Linked DNA regions of Homo sapiens: region 2 is linked to region 1. A link is an interaction called in ENCODE POLR2A ChIA-PET data of the cell type or tissue named here. Cell type or tissue: CD4-positive, alpha-beta T cell. All regions are shown on one strand. Each heading gives the region's core, and the rest is flanking DNA. Links, peaks and the distances in the headings are about the cores only. Region 1 overlaps STX8 (syntaxin 8). Region 2 overlaps STX8 (syntaxin 8).

The links. Peaks named below come from ENCODE experiments on the same cell type or tissue, not always from the same donor. Only the 100,000 strongest peaks of a DNase experiment are listed, where the experiment ranks them.
Region 2: POLR2A ChIA-PET joins it to region 1 with 5 read pairs; 2 of 35 experiments call an interaction of 5 or more read pairs at or near these places.

Annotation. Positions count from the first base shown.
Region 1 is chr17:9,384,046-9,396,543 of GRCh38, reverse strand. All of the region lies in intron 6 of STX8 (syntaxin 8), which reads left to right. Among named protein-coding and RNA genes, the nearest start is that of STX8, 190 kb to the left of the region's middle. In CD4-positive, alpha-beta T cell, for the core only: no CTCF peak of the experiment used is centred there; a DNase peak (open chromatin) is centred at 7,303.
Region 2 is chr17:9,466,160-9,479,805 of GRCh38, reverse strand. The region is part of intron 6 of STX8 (syntaxin 8); the gene reads left to right. Among named protein-coding and RNA genes, the nearest start is that of STX8, 100 kb to the left of the region's middle. RefSeq lists an enhancer at 5,315-5,816. In CD4-positive, alpha-beta T cell, for the core only: no CTCF peak of the experiment used is centred there; no DNase peak of the experiment used is centred there; H3K27ac peaks cover 2,635 bases.

The sequences.
Region 1 (12,498 bases), core at 1-8,000:
AGACGGGGTCTCACCATGTTGGCCAGGCTGGTCTTGAACTCCTGACCTCAGATGACCCGCCCACCTCAGCTGACCTCAGATGACCCGCCCACCTCAGCCTCCCAAAGTGCGGGATTACAGGCGTGAGCCACTGCGCCCGGCCCATATAGAGTATTTTTACTGCCACCCCGCCCCCCCAAATTCCTATGCTTCCTCCTATTTATCACTCCCCCCTTTCTCCCAAACTCCTGGCAACCACTGATTATTTTACCCTTTCTATAGTTTTGCCTTTCCAGAATGTCATATAATTGGAATCATACAATATATTGTACCTTTTTATGCACACAGGTTGCTAAGAAACACATGTTGATAATCTGTAAATTATTTCATTCAGAGCTGAGCACATTATCATCAGGATTCCAGTCTTCTAAAATAATGGAAAATGTTACTTTTCTTTTCTTTCTTTTCTTATTGTTGTTACCTTAGTAAGCAAAGGTTTTGATGTGGCTTACATTTTTTTAAAGTAAACTTTTCATTGAGGGGCTAGGAAAACTGATGAGGTCTTTATTTATTGCAGCTATTGTAGGGTTGTTTAACGCCTAAGTAATGTAAGGCTTTTTGCACTGTGTCCTCAAATTAGAGCTGTTCTACATGTTTTGTTTTTATGCTGATGATAATATTTTAAAATTAAAAGAATATTCTGGGTCATCTGGGAGGACTAATTGTGTCTGGCTATACAATTCCAGCCCACATTTGAACTTCTGGGTATAATTGTCTTGGATCTTAGTCATTTTTGGCTGTTGAGAAAAGAAGGTATACTTAATATGTAATGAAGTATTTGCTTCCAAGAGAAGGCCAAAGCCTGTCACTAGGCACCGTATAAAGGATGCCTTCACAGTTGACATAAAGAACAGCAGGACAAACCCAAAGGACCTATACCTTAGCCTGTACCATATTTGTGCATTTTTTTGTTTTGTTTTGTTTTGTTTGAGACAGTCTTGCTCCGTCTCCCAGGCTGGAGTGCAGTGGTGCGATCTGGGCTCACTGCAACCTCTGCCTCCCAGGTTCAAGCGATTCTCTTGCCTCAGGCTCCCAAGTAGATGGGATTACAGGTGCCTGGCTGATTTTTTTTATTTTTACCATGGTGGCCAGTCTGGTCTGGAACTCCTTACCTCAAGTGATTGATGTGCCCGCCTCAGCTTCCCAAAGTGCTGGGATTAGAGGCATGAGCCACTGCGTCCAGCTGCCATATTCATGTTTTAAGCACAATTTAGGATTCCCAAAACACGCATTGTCTTCAACATTAAATTATTGTGGTTAAATAGAATTTGGGTTTTGTAGTTTTCATTTTTATATGAATATTTGTTTTAGCACTATAAAGAGCTATAAACATAATGAATATATACTTACATTTATATTTAATTAAATAAATACAGTAACATCAATACTGAGGGGTGTGGAAGAATTTGTTTAAACTTTTTTTTTTTTTGAGACGGGGTCTTGCTCTTTCACCTGGGCTGGAGTGCAGTGGCGCAATCTCTGCTCACTGCAACCTCTGCCTCCCGGGTTCAAGTGATTCTCCTACCTCAGCCTGCCGAGTAGTTGGGATTACGGCGCCCGCCACTACGCCCAGCTATTTTTTTGTATTTTTAGTAGAGATGGGGTTTCATCATGTCGGCCAGGCCAGGCCAGGCTGGTCTCAAACTCCTGACCTCGTGATTCACCTGCCTCGGCCTCCCAAAGTGCTGGGATTACAGGCATGAGCCACTGTGCCTGGCCAAACTTTTTTAAACTTTATAACTGTTTGTGCCTCTAGATTGAGAAACAATGGCTTAGCATCTGGCAATTTTTACTAAATATTGGCAGTTGTTGTTATGGTTTTAAATAATATGAGCTTTTCGGCCAGGCGCGGTGGCTCACGCCTGTAATCCCAGCACTTTGGGAGGCTGAGGCAGGCTGATCACTTGAGGTCAGGAGTTCAAGACGAGTATGGCCAACATAGTGAAACCCCATCTCTACTAAACTGTCAAAAGTTAGCTGGGCATGGTGGCGGGCGCCTGTAATCCCAGCTACTCGGGAGAATCACTTGAACCCGGGAGGCAGAGGTTGCAGTGAGCCAAGATGGTGTCACTGCACTCCAGCCTGGGCAATAGAGTGAGACTTAGTCTCAAAAAAAAAAATGAATTTAAATAAATAAATAAATAATATGAGCTTTTGGTAATACACTAGTCCAGACTTGGCTGTTTTCCCATTCCCACACTTTGACATGTATACATTCCTGCAATTCAGACACTTTGCTCTCTCTCCCCATCCCTCCCACATCCAAAGCCGCGCTTAGCATGGTTGACACTGACTGCCCAGTAGCCCATCCAGTAGACATGGCAAATTCCACACTCCCTTCCTTGCGGCGCTGCCCTCTGTGACAACAGTGTGGGTTTTTTCTTTGTTTTGTTTTTGTTTTTGTTTTTGCCACTTGCTTTGCTTCTATTGTTTTTCCTCCTCTTGTTCTTTACATACTGTGTTCTCTTAGATTCTACCTTTACCTGTATCTCTCTTGTATATTTTTAAATTTTAATTCTTAAATTAACACAAAACAAAATTGACTGTGTTTGTTGTTCTGTGAATTTTTACACATGTGTAGGTTTGTTTAGCCACTACACAAATGGGACCCAGAACCATTCCATTGCTCCAGAAACTTCCTTGTGTTTCTTTTGTAAACCGACCATACTCTCACCCATTCCTAACTCCTGACAACCACTGACTGACCTGTCCTCTGTCACTAAACTTTTGTCTTTGGGATAATGTCATATAAATTGTATCATATATATGAACTTCTTAGTACCGCTTTTTTATTTTTCTATTTTGTTATTTACTGTAGCTTTTTGTATAGATTGTTTTAGTGGTAACTAGGGATGACAATATACATACTTAAAAATTTACAGTCTACTTAGAATCAGTATCTAATCTTTTCACATGGAGTGTATCAACCTTACACCCTATAGGCCCATTTGCCTACCCTGCTCTATGGTATATAATTGTCTTATGTATTATACTTACGTGCATTGAAGATCAGACAGTATGAGTTTGGTTTTCATCCACCAAACAGAGAAGTCAGCTGGAGAATATTTATCCAAATGTTTACCATTTCTGCTGTTCATCCTTCGTTTCAGGTTTCCTACTGGTATCGTTTTTCTTCTGTCTGAAGAACTTCCTTTAGCTGTTCTCTTAGAGTAGATCTGTTGACAACATATTTTCTTAGTACTTCTTCGTCTAGAGTATCTTTATTTCACCTCGGTGCTGAAGGATAGTTTTGCTGGTTATAGAATTTTGTGTTGATAGCTCTTTTCTTTCAGCACTTTAAAACTGGTGCTATACTTCCTTCTGGCCTCTGATTTTTGATGAGAAATCCAGTCTTTGAAATTTTTGTTCCCCTATAAAGCAATGTGTTGTTTTTCTTTGGTTGTGTTCAATTATTTTTTTCTTTGTCTTTAGTGTTCAGCAATTTGGATATGATGTGTTGTGGCCTGGACTTCTTTGTGTTTATCTTGTTTGGGGTTTGCTGAGCTTCTCAAATATGTAGGTGTATGTTCTTTGCCAAATTTAGAAAACTTTCAACCATTATTTGTTCACGTATTTTTTCTGGCCCACACTCTTTTTTCTCTCTTCTGAGACTCCAGTGGCATGAATGTTTGACTTTTTCCCATTATCCCATAGGTCCTTGAGGCTCTATTCATTTTTATTGGAACTATCTTCCAGTTCACCACCTCTTTCCTGTATCATGTCCATTCTGCTATTGATCCCATCCAGTGAGTTTTCAAATTTGGTTATTGTGTTTTTCAGTTTCAAAAGTTGCATTTGGTTCTTCTCTATATTTTTTGTTTCTTTGCTGAGACTATATTTCAAGAGTGTTCACCATTACTTCTTGGAGCATTTTTATTTTTATTTACTTTGTATTTTTGAAACAGGGTCTCACTCTGTCATCCAGGCTGAAGTGTAGTGGTGCAGTCACAGCTCACTGCAGCCTCAACCTCCTGGGCTCAAGTGATTCTCCTTTCTTAGCCTGCTGAGAAGCTGAAACTACAGATGCATGCCACTATGCCCAGCTAATTTTTTATTTTTTGTAGAGACAGGTTCTCACTATGTTGTCCAGACTGATCTTGAACTCCTGGGCTCAAACAATCATCACGATTCAGCTCCCAAAAATGCCTGGCCCAGCATTTTTATTATAGCTGCTTTAAAGTCTTTGTCAGATAACTCCAACAACTATGCTTCTTAGCAATGGCATCTTGTTGTCTTTTCCCAGGTTTCTTATGCAACTTGAAATTTTCCGGATGTTCATATGCTGCAAAATTTTGCGTTGTATCCTGGACATTTTGATTATTATTTTATGAGACTCTGGCTGTTGGTTTAAATCCTACAGAGATGTTGATATTTTTTATTTTAGCAGGCAATTGCCCTGGTTGAGTTGAGGCCACAGGTTCCAACTACCATTGAAGAAGTTTTCAAAGTCTTTCCAGTACTGTTTGGGTCTGTCCCACAGGTGCAGTAGCCAGTGACCAGACTGGGAGTTGGGTGGTTTTCTCTCCTGTAGTTCAGCTCTCAATGTCTACGTATACTATTTGGGGTCAGCTCCGTGTATGCACTTCTCAAAGGAGAATCCAGGACTTCATGAACAACTTTAAGGGGTTGCTTTTCTAAGCTCCTCCCAGTCTGTGATCTTCCTGGTGCATTTTGGCTCCTGAGGCTCCCTTTTTATTTCTCCAGTGTGAAATCTAGGACTTTAGTTACCCTACTCTGCCATATGCTTCCCATCTATATAGCAATATGGTTTCCTTTTTTTTTTTCTCTCTCTCTTTTTCTGTAACCCAATCTAAGTCTGTGGCTTTTTTTTTTCCCTCATCTTTTTATTTTAAAGGTTTTTCTAAAGCTACAGAAAAGTTAACAGTATATTCTTCAGGCATATCTGGTCACCCTTCATTTACTAGATTCACCAGTTGTTAACGTTTAGCCACATTTGTTTTGCTTTTTTGTTGCTGCATGAGTGTGTGTGTGTATTTATGTACCTTTTCCCCCCAGAGCGAATTATTATTATTTAATATTTTTAAATTCTTTTGAGATGGAGTCTTGCTGTGATGTCCAGGCTGGAGTGCAATGGCATGATCTCCGCTCACTGCAACCTCCACTTCCCAGGTTCAAGCAATTCTCCTGCCTCAGCCTCCCAAGTAACTGGGACTACAGGCATGCACCACCATGTCTGGCTAATTTTTGTGTTTTTAGTAGACAGGGTTTCACCATGTTGGCCGGGCTGGTCTCGAACTCCTGACCTCAAGTGATCCACCAGCCTCTACCACCCAAAGTGCTGAGATTACAAGTTGTGAACCACCGAGCCCAGCCTGTGAATGGTTTGAAGTAAGGTGAGGGTGTCTCGTAATGCTTCTATATACTTTGGCATCTGTTCCTAATCTATCTCCTAATATTCTTCTGTGTAGGTTGTTTTCCTATATAACTGCAGTGTCATTAGCATATCCAAGAAACTTAACTTTGATATGGTAATAATGACTAATATGGAGTTTCTATTTAAATTGCTGCCATTGCCCCAATAAAGTTTTGTCACTTTTTTTTGAGGGGGTGCTCCAGCAATCAGATTACAGATTGCGTTTAACTGTTTTGCCTCTTTAATGTCTTTTAATTTAAAATATCTCCCCCTTCTTTTTTTTTTTTTTTTTTTGAGACGGAGTCTCGCTCTGTCGCCCAGGCTGGAGTGCAATGGCGCGATCTCGGCTCACTGCAACCTCCACCTCCCGGGTTCAAGTGATTCTCCTGCCTCAGCCTCCCGAGTAGCTGGGACTACAGGTGCCCACCACCATGCCTGGCTAATTTTTTTTTTTTTTTTGTATTTTTAGTAGAGACAGGGTTTCACTACGTTGGCCAGGCTGGTCTCAAACTCCTGACCTCGTGATCCACCTGCCACAGCCTCCCAAAGTGCTGGGATTACAGGCATGAGCCACCGCACCGACCCTGTGTTACACTTTTTTTTTTTTTGAGACGGAGTTTCGCTCTTGCTGTCCAGGCCGTAGTGCAATGGCGCGATCTCAGCTCACTGCAACCTCTGCCTCCCAGGTTCAAGTGATTCTTCTGTCTCAGCCTCCTGAGTAGCTGGGATTACAGACAACCACCACCACGCCCAGGTAATTTTTGTATATTTAGTAGAGACGGGGTTTCATCAGATTGGTCAGGCTGGTCTTCAACTCCTGATCTCAGGTGATCCGCCCACCTCAGCCTCCCAAAGTGCTGGGATTACAGGCCTGAGCCACTGCGTCCAGACTCCTGTTACACATTTTTAAGCCTAGATGAGAGACCATGGTTTATGGTCAAGAGGAAGTCGGAAAGGAGCCTGTGTTTTTTGCCTAACCTGGCCCATCTGGCTGTGTATAAGGTGTGAGCGAGTGTGGCCAAGGGGAATTTCTGCCAGGCAAAGGAGCTTTCCCTGTGTCCCCAAAGCCTGGGTGGTTCCCAGAGGCTCCACTTTGATCTGCGGGAGTTCCTTGCAGCTCCCTGCCATAGGATGCCATAGGCAAAGCATTACCTTTCCTTTAAGAAGTCACAGATTGGTTTTTCCTTGTGTCCCTGTTCTCTGGAATGTATCTTTTCCTAGTGTACGGTATTATCAGAGGTCACCACCACCCCCCATTTTTGGTTTCCATTGATAAATTTGAGTATGATATCAATTATAGGGAACGGAGGGAATTAAACTAATACCCTCAAGAAAAACTCTATCTTCACTATAGATTTTTTTTAACATTTGTCTTCAAATATTATTAAGAACATAAGCAAAAAGCATAATAACATAATGACTTTACTACTGCCATTATGAGTCCGTTATGAGTATAAAAAGGCACCAAATGTATCTGAAAATATATAGCAAACTCTCTCCCTATATATAGAATGTATTGAGGCTGTAATTGAGAGTAGAAAAATGATGAAGTATTATTGGAGTCGGGTATTTTGACATCATATAATATTTCTTAATCCTTGTGATGCTGTCATTTTGTGGTATACTTTACGTTGTTCCATTTTGTCCATTCTGTGCTGGAATGTCACTCGATATCTCAGATTAACATGTGATTGAAATATAAGCTCCTTCGTGAAACCAAATGCAAGTACTGACCAGGAAGCAGGGTATCAGTTTCTCTTTGGAGGCTCTACAGTCAGGAATCTGAACTAGTCAGCTGGTTGTTTCACAACCTATACTCTGAAACCTGTATTTAATTTGCTCTTAATAGACTGTGGTTAGGGAAATTCCCACCTTGGTAGTGCCTGGTCTGCAGAGTGGGAATTCCCCAAGGCTCTCTGGCCTAGGAAATCTTCTGAGGTCATAACTGACAAGTGGAATGAATCCCATCAAACCAACAGTGGCAGTATAAGTCTATTAAAAAGTAATTTGGCAATCTGTTTCAAAGTTTATGAGGCAGTCATAATCACACTTTGTTAAGGAAATGATTAAAAAGAACCAATGATAATGGAGGAAAGAATTTATAGACTCATTATTTAGAAATATAGAAACATTCTAAGTATCCAACAATGGGCTATTATTTAAGGAATGGTTATTTTATGGAATGAATATTTTGTAACCATGAGAAATTATAACTGAAGACTTTGTAGCTACATGAAAAAATACAAATGATATCATTAGATGGGGGAGGCTTATATATTGCAATTAAATGAAAATGTATGGTTTTTTTTTTTTTTTTTCTTTTTTTTGAGACAGAGTTTTGCTCTTGTTGCCCAGGCTGGAGTGCAATGGCACTGTGTTGGCTCACTGTAACCCCCGCCTCCTGGGTTCAAGCAATTCTCCTGCCTCAGCCTCCTAAGTAGGTGGGATTACAGGCATGCACCACCACACCCGGCTGATTTTGTATTTTTAGTACAGATGGCATTTCTCCATGTTGGTCAGGCTGGTTTTGAACTCCCGACCTCAGGTGATCCGCCCACCTCGGCCTCCCAAAGTGCTGGGATTACAGGCGTGAGCCACCACGCCCGAAAAAATGTATATGTTTATGTCAAATTGTAGTGAACACATGGGGGAATTACACTGTTGTTATACTGGGGTATTTGGATAATGTTTACTTTTTCCCCTCGCATTTATAAACTGCTATTGAATAATTTTTATAACTTAAAAAGTAGAGTTGTTTAGGCCGGGCATGGTGGCTCACGCCTGTAATCCCAGCACTTTGGGAGACAGAGGTGAGTGGATCACCTGAGGTCAGGAGTTCGAGACCAGCCTGGCCAACATTATGAAACCCTGTCTCTACTAAAAATATAAAAAATTAGCTGGTGTGGTGGCAGGCATCTGTAATCCCAGCTACTCAGGAGGCTGAGGCATGAGAATCACTTGAACCTGGGAGGCGGAGGTTGCAGTGAGCCGAGATCACACCACTGCACTCCAGCCTGGGCAACAAGAGCGAAGTAATGTCTCAAAAAAAAAAAAAAAAAATAGAGTTGTTTAGAAACAACAACTAATAAAGAGGAGAGGTTTACCAACCAAAATGAAAAACTTCGTTTTCGGTCTAGATTAAAACATTAATCCCTACAAGTGTTGACTACTGGTTTTCATTGATCTAATCTGCTACAGATTTATTGATTTACCTCTAAGTCATATTATGAATATTTATAAACTTACAAAGAAATCTATCTAGAAACCCAGTTAACATATAACATCCGACATACTGTATTTCTTGTCAGACAAGGAATATTTTGCACTTGATTTTCTTATAGTAACAGAGGCTATTAGCCCTGAATTTTGTATTATGTATTGTGGCGTTGATGCATCACGCAATACTGATTGTATTCGGTTGCGTGAGAACAGTGTACCAAGCTCAGAGTCAACTACAAGGCCAAGTACAAAGCATGATTGTTACTGTGGACTGTCTTGATAGAGAATGAGGCACAGATCATAAAAATGCCCACTTTTTGGCCAGGCGTGGTGGCTCACGCCTGTAATCCCAGCACTTTGGAAGGCCAAGGCGGGCGGATCATGAGGTCAGGAGATCGAGACCATCTTGGCTAACACGGTGAAACCCGTGTCTACTAAAAATACAAAAAATTAGCCGGGTGTGGTGGCGGGCGCCTGTAGTCCCATTACTCGGGAGGCTGAGGCAGGAGAATGGCGTGAACCCGGGAGGCGGAGCTTGCAGTGAGCCGAGATCGTGCCACTGCACTCCAGCCTGAGTGACAGAGCGCAAGACTCCCTCTCAAAAAGAAAAAAAAGCCCACTTTTACATATGCTACTATATATAAACTCAGCTGTGTTCAATGCTGATGAGACAAAGACTGAAGCTATGTGTCCAAGTCCTCCCATCACGTTTTTAGGAAGAATACTATGCCCAGAGCATCAGGATGTCACAAGATCTCGAAATCACTTCCTTTGAGCGTTTGCTAAAGTTTGGATCTAAGTATCTTTAACCTAGAGGAGAAGACCAAGGAGATATATGAGGAAAATTATGAAGGAAAGAACACTGATATTGTGTTGGTCTAGAAATACTTAAGGGGTGCCTGTAATTTCAGCTACTTGGGAGGCTGAGGCAGGAGACTTGTTTGAACCCGGGAGGTGGAGGTTGCAGTGAGCTGAGATCGCGCCACTGCACTCCAGCCTGGGCAACAAGAGTGAAACTCTGTCTCAAAAAAAGAAGAGGAAAAAAGAAAGAAAAAGAAATACCTAAGGTAGAAGTTGAGAGCAGGCAGAATTTTAGCTCAGAATAAAGGACTTTATAATTATCAAAGTCACCCTCTAACTCAGCCATGGAACTGATTTTCTCATGAGTTTCCATGTTACCAGTCTCTGGGAGTGTTTGGTGAAAGATTAACCATCCCACTGCCAGGGATGTTATAAAAGGGGAAGGAACTACAAGGTGATTGCATGACTCTTGCAGGTCTGAAATTTTGTTATTCTAAGGCATTTGTTTTGTCTTGCCTGCCTGCCTGCCTGCCCGCCTGCCAGCTCCCTCCCTCCCTGCTTCCCTCCCTCCTGACTTCCCTTCCTCCCTTCTGTGTGTTTTGACAGCTGTACCCATTTGCGTGAATTTGTATGACCTTTCGAACATTTCCATCCTCCCAGAAAGTTTCCTCATGTCCCTTTCTAGTCAAGCACCCCAGAGGCAACCACTTTCTGATGTCTATTTTGTAGGCTAGGTTTATCCTTGTATTTCTTATAAATGGAATCACAAAGCATATAATGATTGTTTTCTTATTTTTAGCCAACAAAACTTTTTGAGATTTAGACAGTTGTGGCATGCATGAGTAGCTCATGCTTTCTATTGCCGAATAGTATTCCATTAACAGATATACCCCAATTTGCTTTTCTGTTCTCCTAATGATGGATATTTGGGTTGTTTCTAGTTTGGGGCCCTCATGAATAAGGTTGCTATGTATATTTTTGTACAGGCTTTTTTTTTTTTTTTTTTGAGAAATAGGCTTTTATTTCCGTTTGGTAAATACCTAGGAGTGAGCCAGGCATGATGGCTCATGCCTGTAATCCCAGCCGAGGCAGGTGGATCACCTGAGGTTAGGAGTTCAAGACCAGCCTGGCCAACATGGTGAAACCCCGTCTCTACTAAAAATTCAAAAATTAGACAGGCGCAGTGGCGCGTGCCTGTAAATCCCAGCTACTCAGGAGGGCGAGGCTGGAGAATTGCTTGAACTCGGAAGCGGAGGTTGCAGTGAGCGGAGATCGTGCCACTGCACTCCAGCTCCAGGGTGGTAATAGAGCAAGATGCCACCTCAAAAAACAAAAAACAAAAAACCTAGGAGTAAAGTTTCTGGGTAAGATGGTAGATATATGGTTAACTTGATGAGAATTGACAAATACTTGTACAGCGCCCTTTGTGCCATATTTTCCCCCAACAATTAGTATTGTAAGTCTTTAGTTTGCACACTGTAGTGAGTGTGAAGCAGTATCTTATTTTGGTTGAAATTTGCATTTCCCTAATGACTTAACAATATTTGAGCTGTTTTTCATGTGTTTATTGGCCATTTGTATATCTTCTTCTGTAAAACATCTGTTCAGATCTTTTGCCTATTTTAAAGTTAGCTTTTCTTTATTGTTAATATGTAGGAGATCTTTATATACTCTAGATACAAATACTATGTCAGATATATGTTCTACAAATATTTTCTACCATTCTGTGGCTTATTTATTAATTTTTGTAATAGTATCTTTGGATGAACAGAAAATTTCTCTTGATAGAGAATGAGGCGTGGATCATAAAAATGTCCACTTTTACATATGCTACTATATATAAACAGAACTGTGTTCAATGCTGATGAGACAAAGACTGAAGCCATGTGTCCAAGTCCTCCCATTACATTTTAGGAAGAATACTATGCCCAGAGCATCAGGATGTCACAAAATCTAGAAATCACTTCCTTTGAGGATTTGCTAAATCAGATTGACCAATCTCTTTTCTTTTGTGGATAGTCTTTTTATGTCCTGTCCAAGAAATTTTTGCCTACCTACTCCAGGCTATAAAAATTTTCTCTCTTTTTTTTTTTTCTTTTAGAAGCTTTACAGTTCTAGGTTTTACAGTTAAGTCTATGAACCATCACAATTTTTTTTTTTTTTTGGTATGGAGAGAAAAGGGTTGAGGGGTTTTTTACTTCCTCATACATATATCCAGTTTTTCCAGCACCATATGTTGAAAAGAATTTTCTTTCCTTTGTTGAGAATTGAGCACGTGCGTGTGTGCATGTACACACACACACACACACACACACAAGTCTATCTGGACTCTGTTTTGTTCCATTGATGTGTTTGTCCTTATTCTAATATCAGACTCTCTTGATTAGTATATATTTATAATAAATTGTGAATTTTGGTAACATAATACCTCCAACTTGTTTTGTTCTGTTTTGTTTTGTTTTGTTTTGTTTGAGATGGAGTCTCGCTCTGTTGCTCAGGCTGGAGTGCAGTGGGTGCCTTTCTTGGCTCTCTGCAAGCTCCGCCTCCCGGGTTCATGCCATTCTCCTGCCTCAGCCTCCCGAGTAGCTGGGACTACAGGAGCCCACCATCACGCCTGGCTAATTTTTTGTATTTTTAGTAGAGACGGGGTTTCACCATGTTAGCCAGGATGGTCTCAATCTCCTGACCTCATGATCCACCCGCCTAGGCCTCCCAAAGTGCTGGGATTACAGGCGTGAGCCACCGCATCCAGCCTGTTTTTCTTTGTTAAGATTATTTTGGTTATTCTAAATAATTTTCTTTGTAAATTTTAGAATTGGCTTGCAGGTTTCATTTTAAAAGCCTGCTAGAATTTTGATTAAGATTGCATTCAATGTATAAAATTCTGTACGATATCTGTCAATTGAAAAAAAAATGAACCAGTATCTTTAAAATACCGTGTTCTCTCTTATAAATGAGCAACCAATATATGAAAAAAAAAAAAATAACAAATGAGGGTGAGGATATGTGGAGAAAAAAAGGAACTCTTTTATACTGTAGGTGGGAATGTGAACTAGTACAGCTAT
Region 2 (13,646 bases), core at 4,260-12,259, 79 kb before region 1:
CGGGGGTTAGGGCTTGTGGTGTCGGTGTGACCATCACCCTATGCTATAAAGTAGAGTCAGTGGTTTCAATGTAAAATTACTTAATTTGCTACTTATGGATTCTGTAATTTTGTCTATATAATTTACTGAAAATCAGGGAGACATAAAATTCTCCCATGCATATAATTTATATATATTATATATAATTTATAAAATACATCTATACTTAAATTTAAAATACATGAATATATACTTAATATATATTTATATATATAATACATGTATATTATGCATACTTTATCTATAACATGTATTCCCAGGCTGGAGTGCAGTGGCACGATCTCAGCTCACTGCAACCTCTGCTTCCTGGGTTCAAGCGATTCTCCTACCTCAGACTCCCAAGTAGCTGGGATCACAGGCATGTGCCACCATGCCCAGCTAATTTTTGTATTTTTAGTAGAGATGGGTTTTCGCCATGTTGGCCAGGCTGATCTCAAACTCCTGACCTCAGGTGATCCACCCACCTCAGCCTCCCAAAGGGCTGGGATTGCAGGAGTGAGCCACCGCGCCTGGCCTATATATGGTATACTATATATTAAGTATATATATTTTTTCATTGTCCCACAGCCAATAGCATATCTAAACTGAGAGAGTTTAGCCACTTTTGGGGAGAAGAAATAGCCATATTGGCAAGGGGGTGTTTATCCATTCAACAGGTGTTTACCAAGTACCAGCTGCATGTGTGACTGGTCCCCTAGATAGTGAAAAACAGCAATAACAACTAAAAGTCCCTTCCTTTATCATTCCTACACTCTAGTGTCGGGAGGGAGACATTCAACAAATACATCTCAAAATAAGGTATTTTATCAGATTTTAATAAGTACTGTCAAGGAAAAGGACAGGAGGCTGTGGAAGGGATGGTGAGGAGGCAGCTGCTGCAGCTTCAGGAATGGGCCGAAGGGAGCTGATGAGGAGGTGGCCAGTGAAGAGTCGCAGGGAAAACGGGGATATCTCCTGTGAGATCTCAGAGGCTACAGAGAACTTTGCAAGCTGGAGAAATCAAAAGGCTTTATATTTCTGCATAAATGTATAATGTGGCTGGAAAACAGCAAGTGACAAGAATCATGTACCCAGATGAAGTTGTGGAGGGGTCATGAGACAGGACGCAGAGGGCTTCACAGTGTGAAAACCTCACAGGCCCTGAAAACTATAAGGTATTTATATTTTTCTAGGAAGGACTTTGTTTTTTTAGTCACAATCAATAGTCTCAGTCAGGAAACATTTATGCTAATAGTAATTTGGGACAGGACTAGGGCTCCATGCTAATGTATACCGTTTCTCCTTTGCATGTATACAAAAGACCGTAAGTCGGCCTTCAAATAGCATTTCAGGGCTGGGCGCAGTGGCTGGAGCCTGTAATCCCAGCACTTTGGGAGGCCAAGGAGGGCAGATCACCTGAGGTCAGGAGTTCGAGACCAGCCTGGCCAACATGGCGAAACCCCGTCTCTACTAAAAATACAAAAATTAGCTGGGTGTGATGGTGCACGCCTGTAATCCCAGCTACTCAGGAGGCTGAGGTAGGAGAATCACTTGAACCCGGGAAGCAGAGGTTGTAGTGAGGCGAGATTGCACCACTGCACTCCAGCCTGGGCGACAGAGCTAGACTCCGTCTCAACAAAATAAAAAAAACTGTTCTCATATTCTTAGCTGAGCTTGAAAGCAACAAAGGGAGTTCTCCAGGTGCCAGAAATGAAGAAACTTACCTACACCAGTGAGTGAGTGAAGCCTCATGGCCCTCAGAGATAACCAAACCACATATGTAGCTTAGGGACCTGCATTTCCACACCCGTGTGGATATGGGAGTTGAGGTTATAGGGCCTACGCATTGCAGGCAGCTGAAAGTGGGCTTTCCAAATAAAGCTAGAAGCTGGGAAATGACAGCTTTATGGGAAAATTTCCCCCTTCCCCACCCAAGAATGGGATACTCAGGCCACCCACCTTGGGCCACAGCCACCCCCACATATTTAACATGCATACCTAAGTTTACATTTTTCTAACAAAGTCTAAAGCAAATAAATATCTTGGAATAAATCAAGTTTAGAATTCTTAAACTTCCCTTTAAACTCTTCATCTTCTGTTTTGTTTTCAACCGAAGCCCCCTTTTATTTCTGTAGTCAGTATTTTATTTACATTTACCAACATGTTTTACTGACTGCTGTTACAATTGCTGTATCCATTTTATTACTCAGCTCTTCTCACTGATTTTTAAAATTTTGAGAATGATAGTTTTAAACACCAAGAGGTTTTAATGTTCATGATTGCTTTTTTTTTCCACACAAGTGTGTATATAAGGTTGTAAACTTTTTAATCCTTTGAATGGCACTAGTTAGAACTTTAAAAAATGGTGAGTGTTTTTGCTCCTTTTGTTATTTCTGTTTCTTCTCTAGGTAAGTTTTGGTTTATTCATCTTAGTCTTTCTCTTTTATGCTGCTATGGGCTGAATTATATGTCACCCCCCAAATTCAAATGTTGAAGTACTAACCCCCTACTACTTCAGATTGTGACTTTATTTAGAGATAGGGTCTTCAGAGATAATTAGGTTTAAATGGGGCCACTGTGGTGGGCCCTAATCCAATATGCCTGGTATCCTTTTAAGCAGAGGAACCTGAAGCTGGGCACGGTGCCTTGTGCCTGTAATCCTAGCACTTTGAGAAGTCGAGGTAGGTGGATTACTTAGGCCCAGGAGTTTGAGACCAGCCTGGGAAATACAGGGAGACCCCATCTCTACAAGAAATAATAATAATAATAAAAAAATTAGCCTAATGTGGTGGTGTACACCTGTAGTACCAGCTACTCAGGAGGCTGAGGTCGGAAGATCACTTGAGCCCGGGAGGTCAAGACTGCAGTAAGCCATGATTGCACCACTGTGCTCCAGCCTGGGCAACAGAGTGAGACCCTGTCTCACAAAAAAAAGAAAAAGAGGCACGTGGGACACAGACACATGCAGAGGGCAGGCCACGTGAGGACACGGAGAAGACAAGCCAAGGAAAGAGGCCTCAGAAGAAATGACCTCTGGCTGGGTGCGGTGGCTCACACCTGTAATCCCAGCACTTTGGGAGGCCGAGGCAGGCGGGTCACCTGAGGTCAGGAGTTCAAGACCAGCCTAGCCAGCATGGTGAAACCCCATCTCTACTAAAAATATAAAAATTAGCTGGGTGTGGTGGCATGTGCCTCTAATCCCAGCTACTTGGGAGGCTGAGCCAGGAGAATAGCTTGAACCCGGGAGGTGGAGGTTGCAGTGAGCCGAGATTGTGCCACTGCAATCCAGCCTGAGTGACAGAACGAGACTCTATCTCAAAAAAAAAAGAAAAAAAAAAGAAAAGAAGAAACAACTTCCGCTCACATCTATACCTTGGACTTCTAGCCTCAAGAATTGTGAGAAAGTTAATGTTATTTAAGCTCCCTAGTCTGTAGTACTTTGTTATGGCAACCTTTACAAACTAATACACATGCTATGGGCTTTTCCTCACGTCTGCTAATTCTTCATTGATTCTTCATATTTATGAATGAAGGACCATATTGATTTGTATAGGTAGCTGCAATAGGCTTTCTTTGTATTTGGGTAGGTTTCGTTTTGTTTTGTTTTCTGAGACGGAGTCTCGCTCTGTCGCCCATGCTGGAGTGCAGTGGCACGATCTCGCCTCACTGCAACCTCCGCCCCCCGGCTTCAAACGATTCTTCTGTCTCAGCCTCCTGAGTAGTTGGGATTACAAGCATGTGCCACCATACCCAGCTGATTTTTGTATTTTTAGTAGAGATGGGGTTTCACCATGTTGGTCAGGCTGGTCTCGAACTCCTGACCTCGTGATCCGCCGACCTTGACCTCCCGAAGTGCTGGGATGACAGGCGTGAGCCACCACGGGCGGCCCTTTAGGCAAGTTTATTTACCCGAAAGGCTTCTTTCTTGAGTGGGAAGACAGGCTGTGATGTGTACTCTGTGTAAATGGGCAAGATATGCCAGTCGGCAGGTTTCTTTCTAGGATATATGGTTAGGTAAAAGAGGGCACAAGCCGATTCAGGACCATTTGCTATAACAAAACTAATAACATAAGGAGAACTCCAATCTTGGGGTGACATCTTTTATATGTTTTATTTCTTTTTACCCCTGTGTCTATCCTAGAGGCTCTTCTTTGACTCATTCTCTAGCCTGGACACCAACACCATGCGCACTCCCAGGCAAACTTTCCTCTCCAGAGAAGGCTGTTCCGGGGGTTCCAGCTGGGGGCAAGTACTGCAGACTGCAGTCTACACAGGGCAGGGCTGTGGGCAGACTGGCTCAGCTGTTCTGTAGACAGCTCTCCACTCAGATGCCCTGATTCCTGCCTTATAACCACTTCTTTGTAGGCCATTCTGTGGCTGCCAATAGCCATTGACTCTAAGCTTGGAGCCTCTCCAGGGTTCTGTCAAAAAGAAAGAGCTTCTTATCTGCAGCCTGATGTATTTCCAGCTGTATTTCACCCATTCCCCACCCCCAGTTTTGGTTTATTGGTCAATACAGTCCCAACTCTATTCTTGAAGAGAATCTCCAAAATGATGTCTTCATTGATAACGCTTCTTCGTGTCTTCAGTGCCACCATGGATTTATTCTTTCAAAAATAGCTTGACTGCCATTTCATTGTGCTCTTTGGAATGAAGGAGGCAACCATGTGTGCTTTCTCTACTGTTTGGAGCTCAAAGTCTCTCTCTTTTGCATTTTTTTACCAGGTCATAGTATCTATAGAAATCATTTTGCTGAAACAGCTGGTGTTCTGGAGGCTTCAGTAAAACAAGTTTTTTTTGTTTGTTTTTGTTTTTTGCTACAGAGTCTTGCTCTGTCGCCCAGGCTGGAGTGCAGTGGCATGATATCAGCTCACTGCAACCTCTGCCTCCTGGATTCAAGCGATTCTCCTGCCTCAGCCTCCCGAGTAGCTGGGATTACTGGCATGCACCACCACGCCCAGCTAATTTTTTGTATTTTTAGTAGAGACAGGGTTTCACCCTGTTAGCCAGGATGGTCTCGATCTCCTGACCTCATGATCTGCCCGCTTCAGCCTCCCAAAGTGCTGGGATTACAGGCGTGAGCCACTGTGCCTGGCTGGGAACCCTTCGCTTTATAGCCAGTTGGACTAAAGTACTTGGGGATACCCCAGGACTAATGGCTGGTATCTGAAGTTAGAACAGTCTTGTGGGATCAAGCCCTTAAACCTGTGGAGTCTGATGCTAACTCTGGGTAATGTCAGAATTGAATTGTTGGCTACCCAGTTAGTGGCACCTGTAGTCCCAGCTACTTGGGAGGCTGAGGCAGGAGAATCACTTGAACCCGGGAGGCGGAGGTTGCAGTGAGCCAAGATTGCGCCATTGCACTCCAGTCTGGGTGACAGAGTGAGACTCCATCTCAAAAAGAAAGAAAAAAACTGAGGGGTTCCCATGACCCCCCTTCAGGATTTGATAACTTACTAGAATGACTCACTGAACTCAGGAAAGCACTATACTTACTATTACAGTTTTATTAAAAGGATCCAACTCGGGGACAGTCAAATGGAAAAGGCACAGTATATAGGGCAAGGTATAGAGGTTGGGGTGGTGGTACAGAGCTCCCATGCCCTCTCCATGTATCACCCTCTCCATGTATCACCCTCTCCTTGTCCCCCAACTCCTGCCCCAGCACACTGATGTGTTCACCAATCCAGCAGCTCCCTGAACCTTGTTCAAGGGTTTTTATGGAGACTTCTTTACATAGGCACGATCGATGACATCATCAGCCACTTGACTGACCTTGATCTCCAGCCTCCCTCCCCTCCCTGGGGGTTGGGAGTTGGCCTGAAAGTTCCAGCCCTCTAGCCATTGGTATGGCTAGCCCTTTCTTTGAAATTGTCTAAGAGCCTACCGTGAGTTATTATCTGATGTGTTCATAGATGAATTTCCCCAAAGAAATTAGCAGGAGTCCAAAAAGACTCATCATGAATAACAAAAGACACGTCTAGCACTCAGGAAATTCCAAAGGTTTTTGAAGCTCTGTGCCAGGAACCTGGGGTAAAGACCAAACATATGTATACTTGGCCCTCTGTATCTGTGGGTTCCGCATCCATGAATCCAACCAACTGAGAATCAAATTTTTTTTTTAAAAATGGATGGTTGAATCTGCACTGAACATGTGCAGACTTTTTTCTTGTCACGATTCTCTAAACCATATAGCGTAACATCTATTACATAGCATTTCCATTGTATTAGGGATTATGAGTAATCTAGAGATGACTTAAAGTTATACGGGAGGATGTGTGTAGGTTATATGTAAATGCTACACCATTTTATATATGGGACTTGAGCATCCATGGATTTTGTATATGGAAGGGGTGGTCCTGGAACCAATCCCGCAAGATACCAAGGGATGACTATATTTTTATTATATTACAGCAAGGAAACCAGAGTCTTTGAATCTGCTAACTGTGCAGAAAAGATCCTGAGACATGGCTGGGCACGGTGGCTCATGCCTGTAATCCCAGCACTTTGGGAGGCCAAGACGGGCAGATCACTGGAGGTCAGGAGTTCGAGACCAGCCTGGCCAACATGGTGAAACCCCGTCTCTACTAAAAAAATACAAAAATTAGCCAGGTGTGGTGGTGGGCACCTGTAGTCCCAGCTACTCAGGATGCTGAGGCAGAGGTTGCAGTGAGCTGAGATTGTGCCACCGCACTCCAGCCTGGGTGACAAGAGCAAAACTCCATCTCAAAAAAAAAAAAAGAAAAAAAGATCCTGAGACACATGCATGGTGTTTGTCCTATGACTTTGCTGCTAGCTTTAGCTCTGGTGATGGGTTTGGCCAGCTTTGAGTCACAAGGACCTTTTGCTGCTTCTGCCCTAGTTCCTCCCTGACTTTTTTCTTCTAGGCCCATATACTGGTCTTGACCCTGGCCACGCAGCCAGGCTGAGAAGCCATCTAACTAGAAAGGGATGAGGGTTTTCCAAGGAAAAGCTGTGGAAACACTTGTCAAGGAAAAGGCCATCTCTCCTCAGGCCCTGGGACAGCTGGCCTGGGTGACTCACCCGGCTTCCTTTCCCCTGAACTTCATTCACCGCTGTTCCTATTTGACCTCCAAGAGGGAGGCTACCACAGGCCCATCCAGCTGTAGCAGCTGAATTGGAGAAGGGACTTCAAAAAAGCAAGCCAAAAAGAGAGGCCAAAGAGAACCTCAAAGGAACAGCCAAAGTAATCACAGATGCAAAGAGCAGGTTGCTCTGGAAGCTCTACCTCTTGCCACTTTGGCCCTAGTCATACTGTTTCTCCTCCTCAGTGCCTCTGCAGGAAGGGGAATCTTGGTCTCTCCTTGGAGGCTACGGTGGGGGTCCCCAAGACAACCTCCAGGTTTAGTGGTTTGCTAGGAGGACTCAAAGGATTCAGCTTATACTCACCTACCCACTAAAATGTACTTAAAACCCCCAAGTGAATACTAGCAGTACTCTCGCATTTACTCATGGACGTGGATAAAGTGGCAAAAGGTTTGACTCACCCCACAAGCACATTCCCAGCCGAGGTTGAACAAGGTGATGCCCTGCCTTTTGTTTCGGCCTCAGAGAGGGATGACCAGTGGACACTCTGGCTCTGGGGCCAGACAGACAGGCTTAAATCCCACCTCTGGCTCCTCTTAGTGGAGCAGCCTCAGGCAAGTTATGTAACACTTCAGAACTTTGTTTTTTCTTTTGAAAAAAAAAAAAAAAAGGAATCTACCAGGATGAGTTGTTTTTAGGATTTAATATTATGATCTGTGTGGGGTATGTACAGATAGAGGTACATGTCTCCCTCAGGAACATCAGTTGAGTATTTGCTAATTCAGTGTTCATGGTGACTTTATGGAACATAATTACTGTGAATAGCGGGAATGGACTGTAGTTATCCTCATGATTATGATTTATCATAGCAAAAGGATACAAAGCAAAATCAGCAAAGGGAAAAGGCTCCTGGTTGAAGTGCTGGGGAAACCAGGTGCAAGATTCCAAGCATCCTCTCCCAGTGGAATCCCACAGGGTGCACAGAATTACCCCAACGATGAGTTGTGACAGCACGTGCGACATATTACCAACCAGGAAGGCTCATTAGAGACTCAGTGCCCGGGGTTTTTTGAGGGTCTTGGTCACATAGGCACCCTGTCTGGCATGTACCCACATCCCAGACTCCCAGAAGGAAACCAGGTGTTAATGAAACAGAGCATTGATACAGCTTAGGCACAGATTGCCACTCTTACCAGTTAATGGCGGGTCCTTCCCAAAATCCAAGCTCCAGGATGCCAGCCAGGGAAGGGCCAACCTTGGCAGCAGTGCCTTGTTAAGAAAAGCAGTTAGGGCCGGGCGCGGTGGCTCATGCCTGTAATCCCAGCACTTTGGGAGGCCGAGGTAGGTGGATCATGAGGTCAGGAGTTCGAGACCAGCCTGGCCAAGATAGTGAAACCCTGTCTCTAATAAAAAATATAAAAATTAGCTGGGTGTGATGGCGGGCGCCTGTAATCCCAGCTACTCGGGAAGCTGAGGCAGGAGAATTGCTTGAACCCGGGAGGCGGAGGTTGCAGTGAGCCAAGATCATGCCACTGCATTCCAGCCTAGGCGACAGAGTGAGACTGTCTCAAAAAAAAAAAAAAAAAAAAGCAGGGTGCGGTGGCTCACGCCCCGGGAGGCGGAGGTTGCAGTGAGCCAAGATCACGCCACTGCATTCCAGCCTAGGTGACAGAGTAAGACTCTGTCAAAAAAAAAAAAAAAAAAAAAAAGCAGGATGCAGTGGCTCACGCCTGTAATCCCAGCACTTTGGGAGGCCGAGGCAGGTGGATCACGAGGTCAGGAGATTGAGACCATCCTGGCTAACACAGTGAAACCCCATCTCTACTAAAAAAAAAAAATACAAAAAATTAGCCAGGCATGGTGGCGGGCACCTGTAGTCCCAGCTACTCAGGAGGCTGAGGCAGGAGAATGGTGTGAACCTGGGAGGCGGAGCTTGCAGTGAGCCGAGATTGTGCCACTGCACTCCAGCCTGGGAGACAGAGTGAGACTCTGTCTCAAAAAAAGAAAAAAGAAAAAAGCAGTTAGGCCTGCTGTGTTAGCTTTTTCTGCATAGAGGCCTACACCAAATATGACTTATTTATCATGTTACTTTTCCTGTTTGGAGAATCAATGAAAGAATGAGAATGCTTAATTCCTGAGAAAAGTAGATGCATGCTCTTTAGAAGGAAAAAGATACAGAAAGAAGGTGAAAGCCGCTTAAGACAAATTGTAGCTCTTCACAGTTTCATTCATTATTGAAGATCTTTAGCTGAGCTTGGCTTATCCTCAGAGTTCTCTGAGAATGTGCTTCTCAAAGTGGAAATTGTTTAGCATATGGGGTGGTGAAAAGGACTGAAGAACTTTGGTAATAAAAACCAAAGCAGCAGGAAGGAAGTGGTCTGATTAGAACCAAGTGCTTGAGCAGGGAAAGACAGCGTAAGAAAGAGACTGAAGCTGCTGAGTAGTTGTTTCAAGTAATTTCAAATCCTTAAAGGAGCTTGAACTGGAAGGTAATGTGGTCTCAACGGTTTATTCTGGGAAGAGACACGACATTCTCTTTCCATCTAGACAGTCCTGCCAGGAGGGTGAAATCTTTGAGAAAGCATTTTGAATGCAGTGATAAGGACTCTTTATTATTTTTGTTGTTGTTTTTATTTTAACCATTTCAAACAGTAGTTGGGGAACTGAATTGACATCAAAGGTAGAACAGTTCTGTCAACCAATTTGGTTAGTTTGAAATCCACAAGCACAATTAAAAAAAATTTATTATGTCCTGAGGAATTAACAGCTAGTGGTTTAGAGTATGTTTCAGTGATAAGCGTTTTGTATCTATGAACAGGTGAATTTAGGAGACCCTCCAAGGTGTTTCTGTACTCCCTTGGGTCATTTGAACAGGATAATTTGAGGTCCTGTGTCCAAGAGTGACCCTCCTCTCTGCTTCTGGATTCACTCCTAGCTCGTGTAGGATTCATGTTGCTAAACTCATTCCAAACTTGGCCATCTCTAGGGGTGACGATAAGGTGAAGACTCATTTTACCATTTTCTTTTGTCAGCCAATCAAAGAGCCCAAGAGTAGCCATTTTTTGTTTTGCTTTGTTTTATAAACAGGATTTTCTCTGGTACTTTTTTCTTGCCAGAAATGGACAGAGAGCTTTAGGAAGAAGAACTGGTTGTGTTTATGGGAGATATATTTAGGATGGGCTCACGGAGAGTTTGTCCTTGAAGCAACGACTTGGGATGTACATTAATAAGGTGATCCTATTTCTTCTTAATCTTTTATCACTTATGAACATGTAACTGACTAATACCACTGTAATCAGGCCTCAGTTTTCTATGGAAAGGAAGAGAAAGAGACATGGAACATCTTTAGGGGTAGATGTGTGTGTGTGTGTGTGTGTATGAGAGAGAGAGATGAAACAGACTGATGAGAGACAGACATGAACTTAGACTTAGATTTGAATGGGAATATATCTAATGAGCTGGCTTTAAAGTGGGTCAGGACAGCACTCACCTTGCTCAAAGGAGATTGGAGGCTGACCACGTAGCTCAGTGTGCCTCCCTGAGAGTTCTTCTGTGCTCCTTTATCTGATTGGAACCACGCAAATGACCACCTTGGCTGAGCTGCCCAGCCTTCTCCTAGGTTGAGCTTTAACCATCTGTTGGAGGAGGAAAATTCCCAAGATAACAATGAAAGCAATTTTTCTAACCATCTGGCTTAACCTGTACCACTTCCCTTGAAAATTGAATTTCTTTTTCTTCTCCATAGAGGCATTGAGGCACGGGTTGGATTCTCTGGGGAGCAGCCTCGGAGGGGCTTTTGTATGCGGGATGCGTATGAGGAGCACTGATGGGATCAACATTTGTGGGAGGGAGCTGGGCAGCAGGATTAGCAGAGGGAGCGGCTGGCTTTGACGACAGCCCCCTGGGAAGCCCGGGTGCCGAAATGGCCTTCAGGATTGTCCCACGTTGAATTCACATTGCTGGGCTTATATGCCCCAGCCTTGATCAGTCATTGGATGGGGAACACCCTGGGAAGGCCGGGTCCTTGGGCAGGGCAGCTCTATGCCCTTGAGAGGCTGGCAGTTGAAGACCGTCTGCCAAGAGCACTCCCAGCAGCTGAGGCAGAAAGGCCTTGCTTGAAAGAGGAACTGTGTGGTGCGTCTCTGTGCCTGCCACACGTGGGATATTGATCTGCCAGTTTTAAGCATTTGAAAATTGTTAGGTATGGAGTATTAAATCACCTGGGTCGGATGGGGACTGAGTTAACTAGAATACAAGTCTCTGGATGTTATCACCCCATTCCTAACATTTTCGTAAGATGTTTATTAATCCTTGAGATAAAACCACTATATTGCTGGGTGCAGTGGCTCACACCTGTAATCCCAGCACTTTGGGAGGTCGAGGCGGCTGGATCACTTGAGGTCAGGAGTTTGAGACCAGCCTGGCCAACATGGTGAAACCCCGTGTTTACTAAAAATACAAAAATTAGCCGGGTGCGGTGGTGCACGCCTGTAATCCCAGCTACTTGGGAGGCTGAGGCAGGAGAATTGCTTGAACCCGTGAGGCAGAGGTTGCAGTGAGCCGAGATGGTGCCACTGCACTCCAGCCTGGGTGACAAGAGCAAAACTCCATCTCAAAAAAAACCAAAAACAAAATAAAACAAACCTCGCTATATTGTTTCTACGCTATTTCTAACCATAGCTGTGTTACATTTAAAATGTGTAATATTGTGTCTTTTCTCCTATGCCTTTTAGAGTTACATGTGTATTATTATGGCAGCTGTATATTTTAGGACCTTCTGTATTAAAAACTGTTACTCAGTTACAGCTTGTTTGAAAACAACTGGAATCTGTCCTATAGCTCCCACTACTTCAAGATCCATTTCAAACTAACATTTGTAAAAATAGTGGGAGATGGTAGTTGCTGTGCTGGATAAAAGGCCCTGGACGTGCCTGGAACAACTGGGAGGGTCAGAGCAGGCAACCTTGGTCCCCTGCCACCTGGAGTTGCTCCTTGCTTCTCTTCCATGCCCCGAGCCACTCCGGAGAGTGGATTAAGCAGCACAACGCCCTCTTCAGGGGAAAGGGTTTCCCCTGCACTTTGGTGAAGCAAGAGTGCATGGAAGCCATGGTTTGGTCACCTTCATGGTGTTCTTTTCTTCCCTGTTTCCTCTTCCTTTTCCAAAGCGAGCCTTTCTCCAGGATGCTCTTCTCTCAATTAACCAAGCATGCTTCCCACTCCTTAAGGGGAAGAGAGAGGTCTTCCTAGCTTGTTTTCTGCAGTCATTGTTGTCAGGGAGGGGAGTGGATGGATATTCATTCTGTTCCTTAACCCAGGGGAGACTGGATCCTCTGCAACACTGTTGCAGTCCTGAAGCTGGGTACTGCTTTCACCCTCCAGACCCTACAGCATAGCCTTAGTGATTAAGACAGAGAGCTCTGGAAGCCTCTAGGATTTGGCAAATTACTTAACTTCTGTACGCCTCAGTTATCACATTTATAAAGTAGGAAAAATAAGAACCCACCTCACAGAGTTTGTTGTGAGGATCAAATGAGTTAAAAGCATGTAAAAGGCCGGGCACGGTGGCTCACACCTATAATCCCAGCACTTTGGGAAGCTGAGGCGGGTGGATCACCTGAGATCAGGAGTTCGAGACCAGCCTGGCCAACATGGTGTAACCCCATCTCTACTAAAAATACAAAAATTAGCCGGGCGTGGTGACAGGCACCTGTAATCCCAGCTACTCAGGAGGCTAAGGCAGGAGAATCACTTGAACCTGGGAGGTAGAGGTTGCAGTGAGCCAAGATCGCGCCACTGCCCTCCAGCCTGGGGGACAAGAGCCAGACTTCATCTCAAAAGAAAAAAAGGCTGTAAAGGACTTAGCACACCACCTAGTGTATAGTAAACGCTCAGTAAGTGTGCATTGTTATTGTCATAAGAATGCCTCATGCTTCGGAGGTGGTTGGTGAAGGTTGGTTGAATTGAGATTCCCCAGGTTCTCATGGAGCTGCCTGGCCACACCACTGTCCTGGTAACCCTGCCAGGCCAAGTTTGATGAGAAGAGGGCATATTGGACACAGGCCTATGTCACTTTTGATATTGGAAATGAATTTGGGGATTTAATATCACTATACCTGTTAAGATGAAACTGGCTAGAAATCTGTAGCACTCTTCCTGAGTTTTTGCAGTTTGTATGGATTCTGAAGAGCTAGCAAATGTCTCTCCAGTGCTTATTTCCATGCCTGTGTTAAAATGTGTAAATGTTGGGCCTTCTCAAGAGCCAAAAATGCCTTTCATCTTGGAAGTAGTACTTATCTCCCAGGGCGATTAATGAATTTAGTCCACTCTTTGGAAACAGTCCACCATGTTTTCCAAGGCATCCCACACAGCCAATACCTATTAGGTTTTAATGTTTCTTCCATCTAATTTACAAGCTTTTTACCTTTCCTATGAATATCAGGGCATGAGAAAGAAGGAAAGAATACTAAAATAGCTGGGCGTGATGGCTCAAGCCTGTAATCCCAGCACTTTGGGAGGCCAAGGCAGGCGGATCACGAGGTCAGGAGATCGAGACCATCCTGGCTAACAGGGTGAAACCCCTT